2 separate regions of the Homo sapiens genome follow, and region 1 is linked to region 2. A link is an interaction called in ENCODE POLR2A ChIA-PET data of the cell type or tissue named here. Cell type or tissue: OCI-LY7. All regions are shown on one strand.

The links. Peaks named below come from ENCODE experiments on the same cell type or tissue, not always from the same donor. Only the 100,000 strongest peaks of a DNase experiment are listed, where the experiment ranks them.
Region 1: POLR2A ChIA-PET joins it to region 2 with 6 read pairs; 2 of 35 experiments call an interaction of 5 or more read pairs at or near these places.

What each region holds. Positions count from the first base shown.
Region 1 is chr9:87,417,100-87,422,099 of GRCh38, forward strand. It overlaps the pseudogene LOC112268032. Among named protein-coding and RNA genes, the nearest start is that of DAPK1, 78 kb to the right of the region's middle. In OCI-LY7, no CTCF peak of the experiment used is centred here; no DNase peak of the experiment used is centred here.
Region 2 is chr9:87,533,769-87,538,768 of GRCh38, forward strand. The region is part of intron 2 of DAPK1 (death associated protein kinase 1); the gene reads left to right. Among named protein-coding and RNA genes, the nearest start is that of DAPK1-IT1, 17 kb to the right of the region's middle. In OCI-LY7, no CTCF peak of the experiment used is centred here; DNase peaks (open chromatin) are centred at 2,123 and 2,573; H3K27ac peaks cover 510 bases.

The sequences.
Region 1 (5,000 bases), 120 kb before region 2:
TGTTATGTTAACGTAGAGCCTTAGATATTAATAGAGGCAGCTTCCTCAAACCATTCCACAAAATGACGTGATAGCTTTACCTTTCCAAAAAATAAACTAGGATGTGCATAACATTTTGGTGTTATGTCTAAAGTTTCATTAAAATGTACCATGCAAAACAATCTAAGTATTTCTTTTTCTTTTTCTTTTTTTTTTTTTTTTGAGACTGAGTTTCGCTCTTGTTACCCAGGCTGGAGTGCAATGGTGCGATCTCAGCTCATTGCAACCTCTGCCTCCCGGATTCAAGCAATTCTCCTGCCTCAGCCTCCGGAGTAGCTGGGATTACAGGCATGTACCACTATGCCCAACTAATTTTGTATTTTTAGTAGAAACAGAGTTTCTCCATGTTGAACAGGCTGGTCTCCAACTCCCAACCTCAAGTGATCTGCCCACCATAGCCTCCCAAAGTGCTGGGATTACAGGTGTGAGCCACTGCGCAAGGCCCAATCTAAGTGTTTCTTGACATATCTGGCTGGCTGAGGATAGCACAGAGCCAGTTTAAACAGCTAAGAAAAAGTCGGTTTATCCTTGTGGCTATATTTGTGGTTGAAATTGTGAAGGCCAAGTGTCCTGTATTTTCTTGAAGGACATTTTTTTCTTTTCCTTTGACTATTCTCTTGTTGATCACTTTTTAAATTTCTCACAACAGTCATTCTTAAGTAAACCACTCAAAGGGTGTAGGGAGTGAAAAGAGCTGCCGTCTGGTTTCTGACAGAAGTGGTTTACCTCTTGCTTCCCTACTTCCCATTAGCATTGGCTTCTTCATCTATAAAGAATCATTTAACAAAATGACATTTGTCTCGTAGAGCTGGTAGAGTAGTTAAATGGGATTATGTATGGAAGGACCTTAGCACAATGCCTGCACAAAATAAAAACTAAATAAATGTAAGGTAGATGCAGTGGCTCATGCCTGTAGTCGTCCCATCTACCTGAGGCTGAGACAGAAGGGTTCATTGAGCCCAGGAGTTCAAGACTGCAGTGCACACTGATGGCACCTGTAAGTAGCCACTGCACTCCAGCCTGAGCAATATAGCAAGAGCCTATCTCTAAAAAAAAAAAAAATGTTTTTTTTGAGACACTGTCTCACTGTGTCACCTAGGCAGGAGTGCAATGGTGTGATCTCAGCTCACTGCAACTTCTGCAACCCCAGCTCAAGATATCCTACCATCTCAGCCTCCCAAGCAGCTGGGACTACAGGCACTTACCAGCACATGCAGCTAATTTTTGTATTTTGTGTACAGCTGGGGTTTCTCCATGTTTCCCAGGCTGGTCTTGAACTCCTGGGTTCAAGCAATCTTCCTGCTTTGGCCCCCAGAAAAATTGTTAATGTTGAAAAAACACTAAATAAATGTAAGCTTACAAAATAGACCTCCTCACCCCAGGCTACCTCAGTCCTTGCAAATGATCTTGCTTGACTCCTACTTTACTGAGATGATGAAGCTCTCAATCTACCCTCTTCTTTATGCTCATCCTTAACCTATCTATCTCATTCCCTCTGTATTCCTATCTCAAGAAAAAACAGGTTGTCTTTCCTGCCAAGGCTATCCCTACATCTTTGATCTCCTTTCTTCTCTCCCTCCTTCCTTCCTTCCCTCCCTCCCTTCTTCCCTTCCTCCTTCCTTCCCTCCCTCCTTCATTCTCTCTTTTCTTCCTTCTTTCCTTCCTTCCCTCCTCCCTTCCTTCTTTTCCTTCCTCCTTCTCTCCCTCCCTTCTCTCTCTGAACCTTGCTCAGTTCTCTTCTCCCTTAGATCAGCAGTTCTCTACATGTGCCCTGTCTCTTCTTTTTATTATAAATAGATTCAGTTCTCTCCTGCCCTATAGAAACAAACCATCTTTTTTTTTTTTTTTTTGAGACGGAGTCTCGCTCTGTCACCCAGGCTGGAGTGGAGTGGCGCGGTCTCGGCTCACTGTAAGCTCTGCCTCCCGGGTTCACGCCATTCTCCTGCCTCAGCCTCCCGAGTAGCTGGGACCACAGACGCCCACCACCACGTCTGGCTAATTTTTTGTATTTTTAGTAGAGACGGGGTTTCACTGTGTTAGCTAGGATGGTCTTGATCTCCTGACCTCGTGATCCGCCCGCCTCGGCCTCCCAAAGTGCTGGGAATACAGGCTTGAGCCACCGCACCCGGCCAAAACAAACCATCTTTAAGCATTATATTTTAGTTATCTATTGCTGCATAATATATTGCTTCAAGACTTAGTGACTTGAAACAACCATAAGTATTTCTCATCTCCCATGGTTTCTATGAGTCTGGCATTGAGTGGCAGCTTGGTTGGGCAGTTCTGGCTTGGGGTCTGTCAAAAGTTGCATTCAGGTCAGCTGAGGCTGCAGTATCTGAAGGGTTAATGGAAATGGAGGATCCACTTCTGAGGTAGCTCACTGCCGAAGCTGGCAAATTTGTGTTGACAAGTGGAGTCCTCTCTGTGTAAGCATCTCCACAGGGCTGCCTGAGTGTTCTCATAACATGGTGGCTAGCATTATCCCACGGTGTGTGATTCATGAAGCCAATGCAGAAGCTATAATTTCTTTACGAACTAGCTTTGGAAGTCACATGCTGTTATTTCCTCTGTATTCTGTTGGTCACACAGAGCAGTCCTGGTACAACATGGCACAACAAAAGTACATGAACACTAAAAGGCAATAACGATTGGGGGCCAACTCAGAGGCTGACTACTCCACCTACTAGCACTCTCTTTGTTCTCCTGTGACTTTGAAAAGGTTGCCCACCATGGCTCCAATTTCTCATCCTCTACTCTCTCAGGCAGAGTTCCTGTTTGCAAGCAATTAAAATTGACTGTAGGTATTCCAAAGAGAAGTTTATTAAAAAGATATTGTTGGAAGTGCTGGAGAACCAGAGTTGCTGAAGTTGAGTCTCCAAAAAGAATGCCCAAAACCAGGCCACAAGACTGGGCAGAAGAACCAAAATTTCCCTTGCTGTGGCCACTGCTACTGCTGTTGCTCAAAAAGCCAAAGTTTCTGCTGCCACTCGCCCAACAAAAATACAGCTAATCCTTGAACAACACAGGTTTGAAATGCACTTATACATGGATTTTTTTTTGCATGGATTTTTTTCAACAAAAGTTACACTGAGTGTGCTTGTGTCTCCTGCTTCCTGTTCCACGTCTTCTGCTTCTGCCACCCCTGAGACAGAAAGACCAGCCCCTCCTCTTCCTCCTCCTTCTCAGCCTGATCAGCATGAGGATGACAAGGATGAAGACCTTTATGATGATCCGCTTCCACTAAGTGAATAGTGTATTAGTTCGTTCTCACACTGCTATAAAGACATACCCGAGACTGATTAATTTATAAAGAAAAGAGGTTTAATTGACTTATAGTTATGCATGGCTGGGGAGGCCTCAGGAAACTTACAGTCATGGCGGAAGGGGAAGAGGCACGTCTTACATGGTGGCAGGCGAGAGAGAGAAGAGGGAACAAGGGAGGAGCTTCCAAACAGTTATAAAACCATCAGATCTCTTGAGAACTCACTCACTATCATGAGAACAGCATGAGGGAAACCACCTGCATGATCCGATCACCTCCCACCTGGTCCCTCCCTCAATAACTGGGGATTACAACTCAAGATGAGATTTGGGTGGGAATACAAAGCCTAGCCATATCAAATAGTAAATATATTTTCTTATTATTATTTTCTTAATGACATTTTCTTTTCTCTAGCATATTTTATTGTAAAAATACAGTATATAATACATATATAAAATATGTGTCAACTGTTTATATAGGCTTCCAGTCAATAGTAGGCTATTACTACTTAAGTTTTGGGGAATAAAAAGTAATACATGGATTTTTGACAGCACAGGGGTCATTGCCCCAGCCCCATGTTGTTCAAGGGTCAACTGTAGTAAAAGATCCCACAAGAAAGTCTCTTTCTCAAGCTGTTGGTTTGTGAACAGGTGGTTAATATGGGTGTATCTGATGAGAAGCTGCATACATCACATTCCTGCATCTCAGCTGCTAGAGAGGCTGAGAATCTCAATTTTCTGAGTTCTGTTTTGGTGAGGCAAGATGCAAAAGGCTAGAAATATCCCAAACATAATAAGAGTTTTCAGAAAGCGTAGGCCACCCAAAAAGAATGACAAACTGTCTGCAATATCCTCTTCCTTCTTAATCCTTGCAATTTGGCTTCTGTCTAAATTCCACTAAAGCCGCTTCTCAGTGGTCTCCAGTGATGTTACATGGGCCTTCCCACCCTTGGATCATTCCTGCACCTAGTGGGGAAATTAACTTGGCCAGCATCTTAGGTCAAGTTCCCCAGAAGTGGACACTGAGTGAATTCATGCCTTTGATTTTTTTTTTTTTTTTTTTTTTTTGAGATGGAGTCTCACTGTGTCGCCCAGGCTGGAGTGCAGTGGTGTGAACTCAGCTCATTGCAACCTCTGCCTCCTGGGTTTAAGTGATTCTCCTGCCTCAGCCTCCCGAGTAGCTGGGATTACAGGCATGCACCACCATGCCCAGCTAATTTTTGTATTTTTAGTAGAGACAGGGTTTTGCCATGTTGGCCAGGGCTGGTCTTGAACCCCTGGCCTCAGGTGATCCACCCGCCTCGGCCTCCAAAAGTCCTGGGATTACAGGTATGAGCCACTGTGCCCACCCATGCCTTTGATTTATTAAGGAAGTTTCTCCAGAGGAGTCAGGTTAGGAGGTGGGGGACATAGGACAGCAGGGTCCTACATAAGGCCCTACATGACTGTGCTCTGTCTCCCCAACTTCATCTCACCACACATTCCCCTTGCTCACAAAGCTCCCTCCACAGCAATCTGCTCCCTGCTGCTGCTACACACCATGCCCTTTCTTGCTTGAGAGCTACTGTCGTTGCTCTTCCCTCCACCTGAAGACATTTCCCCTGGCGTGGGACATGGTCCTCATCATCCTTCGGGCCTCAGTTCCCTTGGCATCCTATCTCAGTGGCCTTTTCACTCCTTCCCCAGGTGGTAGCAATCAT
Region 2 (5,000 bases):
TCTCCTGCCTCAGCCTTCCGAATATCTGGGATTACAGGCATATGCCTCCATGCCCGGCTAATTTTTGTATTTTGAGTTGAGACGGGGTTTCGCCATGTTGGCCAGGCTGGTCTCAAACCCCTGACCTCAGGTGATCCGCCCACCATGGCCTCCCAGAGTGCTAGGATTACAGGTGTGAGCCACTGCACCTGGCCGAGTCCACTCATTTTCTAACAGCAGTTCTCAGGTTCCTGTCCTTTAGGCCCATTTAGTTATACATTTGCATAATGCTTTGCAATTTTAAAAACACTTTTCTTAGACTGTGATCCTGTGGGAATTATTATTCCAATTTCTTGCGATTTTTTTTTTTTTAATTTTGCAAGCTGCCATGAATTCTTAGGAAAAAATGCATGGTAAACATTAGGCATACTTTTCAATATATGTGCAATGTGCGATATGCCACACATATGGCCAAAATGCAGTTGGCTCATTTTGACAGTTTTTTTTTTTGTTTTTTTTTTTAACGCTGCCATGCTGTTCCAATTGGTTTGGCTTGACAGTTTTGAAATTGACAATTTCTGCCTCTCCCAATCATTGCTCTCAAGGGCAGGGGTACCACACTGGACATTTCATTGGATCTTCGAAGGCCCTACATACAATGCTGATTCCCAGGCAGATACTTCATAGATGTTTACTTTCCATTGAGTTTATTTTGAGTTATTAGTAGGATGCCTTAGTTGGGATTCCATTTCCAACCTGAGGATCAGCAAAAATCATTTTATGCATCTGCAGTGTTCTTGTTAGGTAAGCACTGTTGGGACAGGTAGAGTGAATGGTTTAAATGCTTTCCTGTTAGATACCCTTATTTTTAAAGTGTGAGGTGTCCTTTCTTGATTTCTTTTCTTTTTTTTTTTTGATACGGAGTCTCGCTCTGTCACCCAGACTGGAGTGTAGTGGCGCGATCTGGGCTCACTGCAACCTCCGCCTCCCAGGTTCAAGCAATTCTCCTGCCTCAGCCTCCCAAGTAGCTGTGATTATAGGCACGTGCCACCACGCCTGGCTAACTTTTGTATTTTTAGTAGAGATGGGGTTTTGCCATGTTGGCCAGGCTGGTCTCGAACTCCTGACCTCAGGTGATCTGCCTGCCTCGGCCTCCTAAAGTGCTGGGATTACAGGGATGAGCCACCCCGTCCGATTCTTGATTTATTTTCTGTAATTGATTTGATGTGTGCAAATGTGTTTATCAATAGGAAGAGCACTTTCTGGAAGGCATTATTCAGAAGATTAAAGGAGAAATCCTCACCATCAGTTCTTAGTTTCTTGAAGCCCGTGGTGGAAATGGATACACAGATGACACAGAGACCATCCATTTTTCTGTTTTCTGTGTGTTTCTAGCCCCAGGCAAATCCTGCCAAGCTCTGTCTATTTTAATGGCCCCTGTTTCTGGTGTCACCTCTGGCTTGAGAACTGCATTTCCATTAGCCCCCCTTTCGTTCTCTTTAAGGATGGGGGGATTACTGTTCTCCAGGCATCATCAAGCAGAAAATCAGCACAGAGATGCTTATGAGCATGCTCTATCACACTAGTGTTTTTTAGATTTATTTTAGTGTTTAATTCTAGTATTTTATGGGAAACTAGTCTGTCTTTTGATATTGAATTACATAAAAATTATAAGCCCTGCTAAGCTTTGAGTGTGATTAAAAAACAGCTGAACATTTGAAACTTGGTCTGTATGGGATCCTAATTTGGGGTTCTCATGTGTGAAGGTCTCCTTTGATATCAAATATATAATGTTCCTTTAATGTAATACTGTCTATAAATGTGATTTTTTTTTCTCCAAGAAAGTTTAGTCTCTGCCCTACTTAACCTAAATATATAGCCCACCAGTATTTTATTTCTCTTTATCATAGGAACATAATTCAAGATCTCTTAGATTATGGTGATTCATAAACTTTCTAAATAAATTCTTTGCAAAATCATTAGATAAATATATATTATTTTAAATAAAGTAGGCAACGGTATAGTAATATCCTTCCCCCAAGACACAGAGTTAAGGCAACTTAATATGTTTGTATGTAAGAGGGGAAAAAAAGGTGACACAGATGTAAACCGGAAGGCCCAAGGTTCTTATCTTTGGGCAGAGGATTACATCTGGGTGCTTTTTATTTTCCATTTGCTCATCGGTTTTCTGAAATTTCCACAGCAGACTGTTACCTTGGTAGTGAGAAACAAAATGATACTTGATTTTTCAAAGAGGGTCATTTATACCTGTCCCCAGCCTCTTCCGCCTCCCAAGTGAAATGGGGCTTGCCAGCTGATTCATTTATGTTCTTTCTTGTTTTCTAAGTTAGTATATTGCTCAAAACAGCCCTTGCGAGCTCTAGGAGCTCAGGAGCAGTTTGGTGTCCTCAAAGCAGCCCCTTCCCTAAAGCTACAGCCTCTGGGTTAAGGACATGTAGCAGAGGTACTAGTGTGAGATGTCTGGGTTTTCTGGTTTGTTCTTGGACCCACAAAGCGCAGAGAGCTCCCAAACATGTTCTCAGGATGGGCGAGGGTAGAAGGTGTAAGTCTTGGTGCCTATCTGCAAGTGAAGGTGTTTTTAAGACACCATGTGCGTGAGCATGTGACCCATGTGGTTTATGATGCTGACTTTTTCCTCTGGGGAAATGCGAAATACTTAAAGCTCTTATCTGTCTGTACTGATTTTGAAAGCCAAGAGCCTAAGATTTTGACAATTAGTTAAAAAAAAAAATCTGCAAGTCATGTGGGAATTGTAAAAATCTTATGGGGAATAATAATTTTAACTTAACCAATAAATAACACAATAAAAATTAAAGCACTTAAAATACTGATTTAAGTGCTTTATTTGTTATTGCATAAATAAATAAATCAGGGAGCTGATTTACCCCACCACCCCTACCCATGTCAGACTCAAATTTTACTAGGATTATCTTGTTTCTTTTGCGTATTTATAGCTACTTTTCCTATGTTATTTGCCTTTAGGGCAAATTATATTCTCTTTGAGAATATTTTATTCTTATTTAAATTCTTTATTGTCTTGAATAGGCACAGTAACAATAAATTTATTCAAAATTCAACAATGGGGAAGAACTTTAATTAACCTGATTATTTTATATTTTTCTAGTGGAGTAGTGGTGTTAGTTCTACCATCAGAGCAGTAATAGTTGTTTTAGATTAAATTTTACCTTGAAAAAGTTGATATTGGAGACATGAAGTTTTCTTTTTTTTTTTTTTCTTGAGATGGAGTCTCACACAGTCACCCAGTCTGGAGTGCGATGGCCCAATCTTGGCTCACTGCAGCTCTGCCTCCTGGGTTCAAGCGATTCTCCTTCCTCAGCCTCCCAAGTAGCTGGGATTACAGGCGCCTGCCACCACGCCTGGCTAATTTTTTGTATTTTTAGTAGAGCCAGGGTTTCACTATGTTGGCCAGGCTTGTCTCGAACTCCTGCCCTCGTTATCCTCCTGCCTTGGCCTCCCAAAGTGCTGGGATTACAGGCGTGAGCCACCGCATCCAGCCCCTATGAGGTTTTCATGTGTTTTGGAGGCCCTCTGTAGTGCATCAGTATCCCCCATCACATAGTGTGTACGCAGTCAGCCAGCTCTGCTTGATGGGCTGGGTGTATGGGGAGATGTTTCTGGGTATGGTGTGGGGTTTTGTGTGTGGTGTGTTGTGAATGTGGTATGTGTATGTATACTTGTGTATTTTGTATGTGTAGTTTGGATGAGATGTGCATGTGTGTAGTATGTGACATACATGGTGTATGTGTGTGTATGTGGAATATGGTGTGCATGTCTGGAGTATCTGGCATGTGTGTAGATGTGTAGTGTGTGCGGCATACATGGTAAGTAGATATATGTATGTGGCATATATGATATGATCTGTGTGTGCGCGTTAGTGTGTCTGCAGGAGCATTCGAGAATGCCAGCGAGGATGCATTTCCTATCATCTGTTCTTAATGGAGAAGGATTTCTGGAAGCAGCAGATGGTGTGAAGTGTGCAGCTGTGAAGTTAGAAGAAAATCTTGGTAAGGACCAGATTGGTTCTGGGCAGGAAGGAGTATCCTCATAAAATCAAGCCCCTAAAGCTATAAACATCAGATAGCAGGGCCCGAGGCAAGCGGGGGTTTGAGAGGAGTCACAATGTGCTCTCATTTACAAAAGTAGTGGCTGCCAGCTTTTTATCCAAAATCCCTTAGGAATTACAGTTGTTTTACGGGCCCAAAATGCTTTGTAACTCAGCAGATGGCTTGAAGACTTCAGTATCTTCCCATTTTTACTTTAAGGTCAAAAGGATTCTAATTAAAGTTAAAGCTACAATCTCAATGTCATTGTTTAAATGAATTCACCAAGACAATAGTTGTGGAATCTTTTCAGAGGAAATTTAAGATGTTAATTTCCCACTGAAGTATAGTCTAATAATTGAGCTAAATAATGGCACTAAAGAATGACTTGGGGGTTTGCCCTCTTGGAGTCCATTTATTCTTAAAGAAAGATTTTTCCCTTTAATTATCAAACTAATAATGGCCATTGGAGGTGGGGAACTGGGAAGAAAAAAAATCACCAAAAATTCCACTCCCAAAGAAAATCATTGTAAATATTCAGTCATTTCCCAAGCATATCTGTAGATGTCCGAGTGTGTGTAGATGTCTATTTTGGTTTATTTTGCAGATCTGTGCTCATGTTATATACATAAAAGCTATATCCTTCCATTCGCCTTAAGATTCTATTATTTTCTCACTTTGAAAGGCCTTTAACTGAAGTCCACTGAAATCTTCAACAACACGGTTCATTTGTCTTTGAGACGGGTTGTTAGAACAAAAATTTGAACAGTTCTTTTAAAATACTGAAATAAGTGAGACCCAGTATTGATGGGAATGACTTTCTGCCCAGCTGTTTTCTTGTTGGCTGATTCCATAGGAATTGCCCGCATATGAAAAAGAAAATTGTAACAGATTAAAAAACAAAACCTCATCTGCTTGACATTAAATGTTACTTGTAAC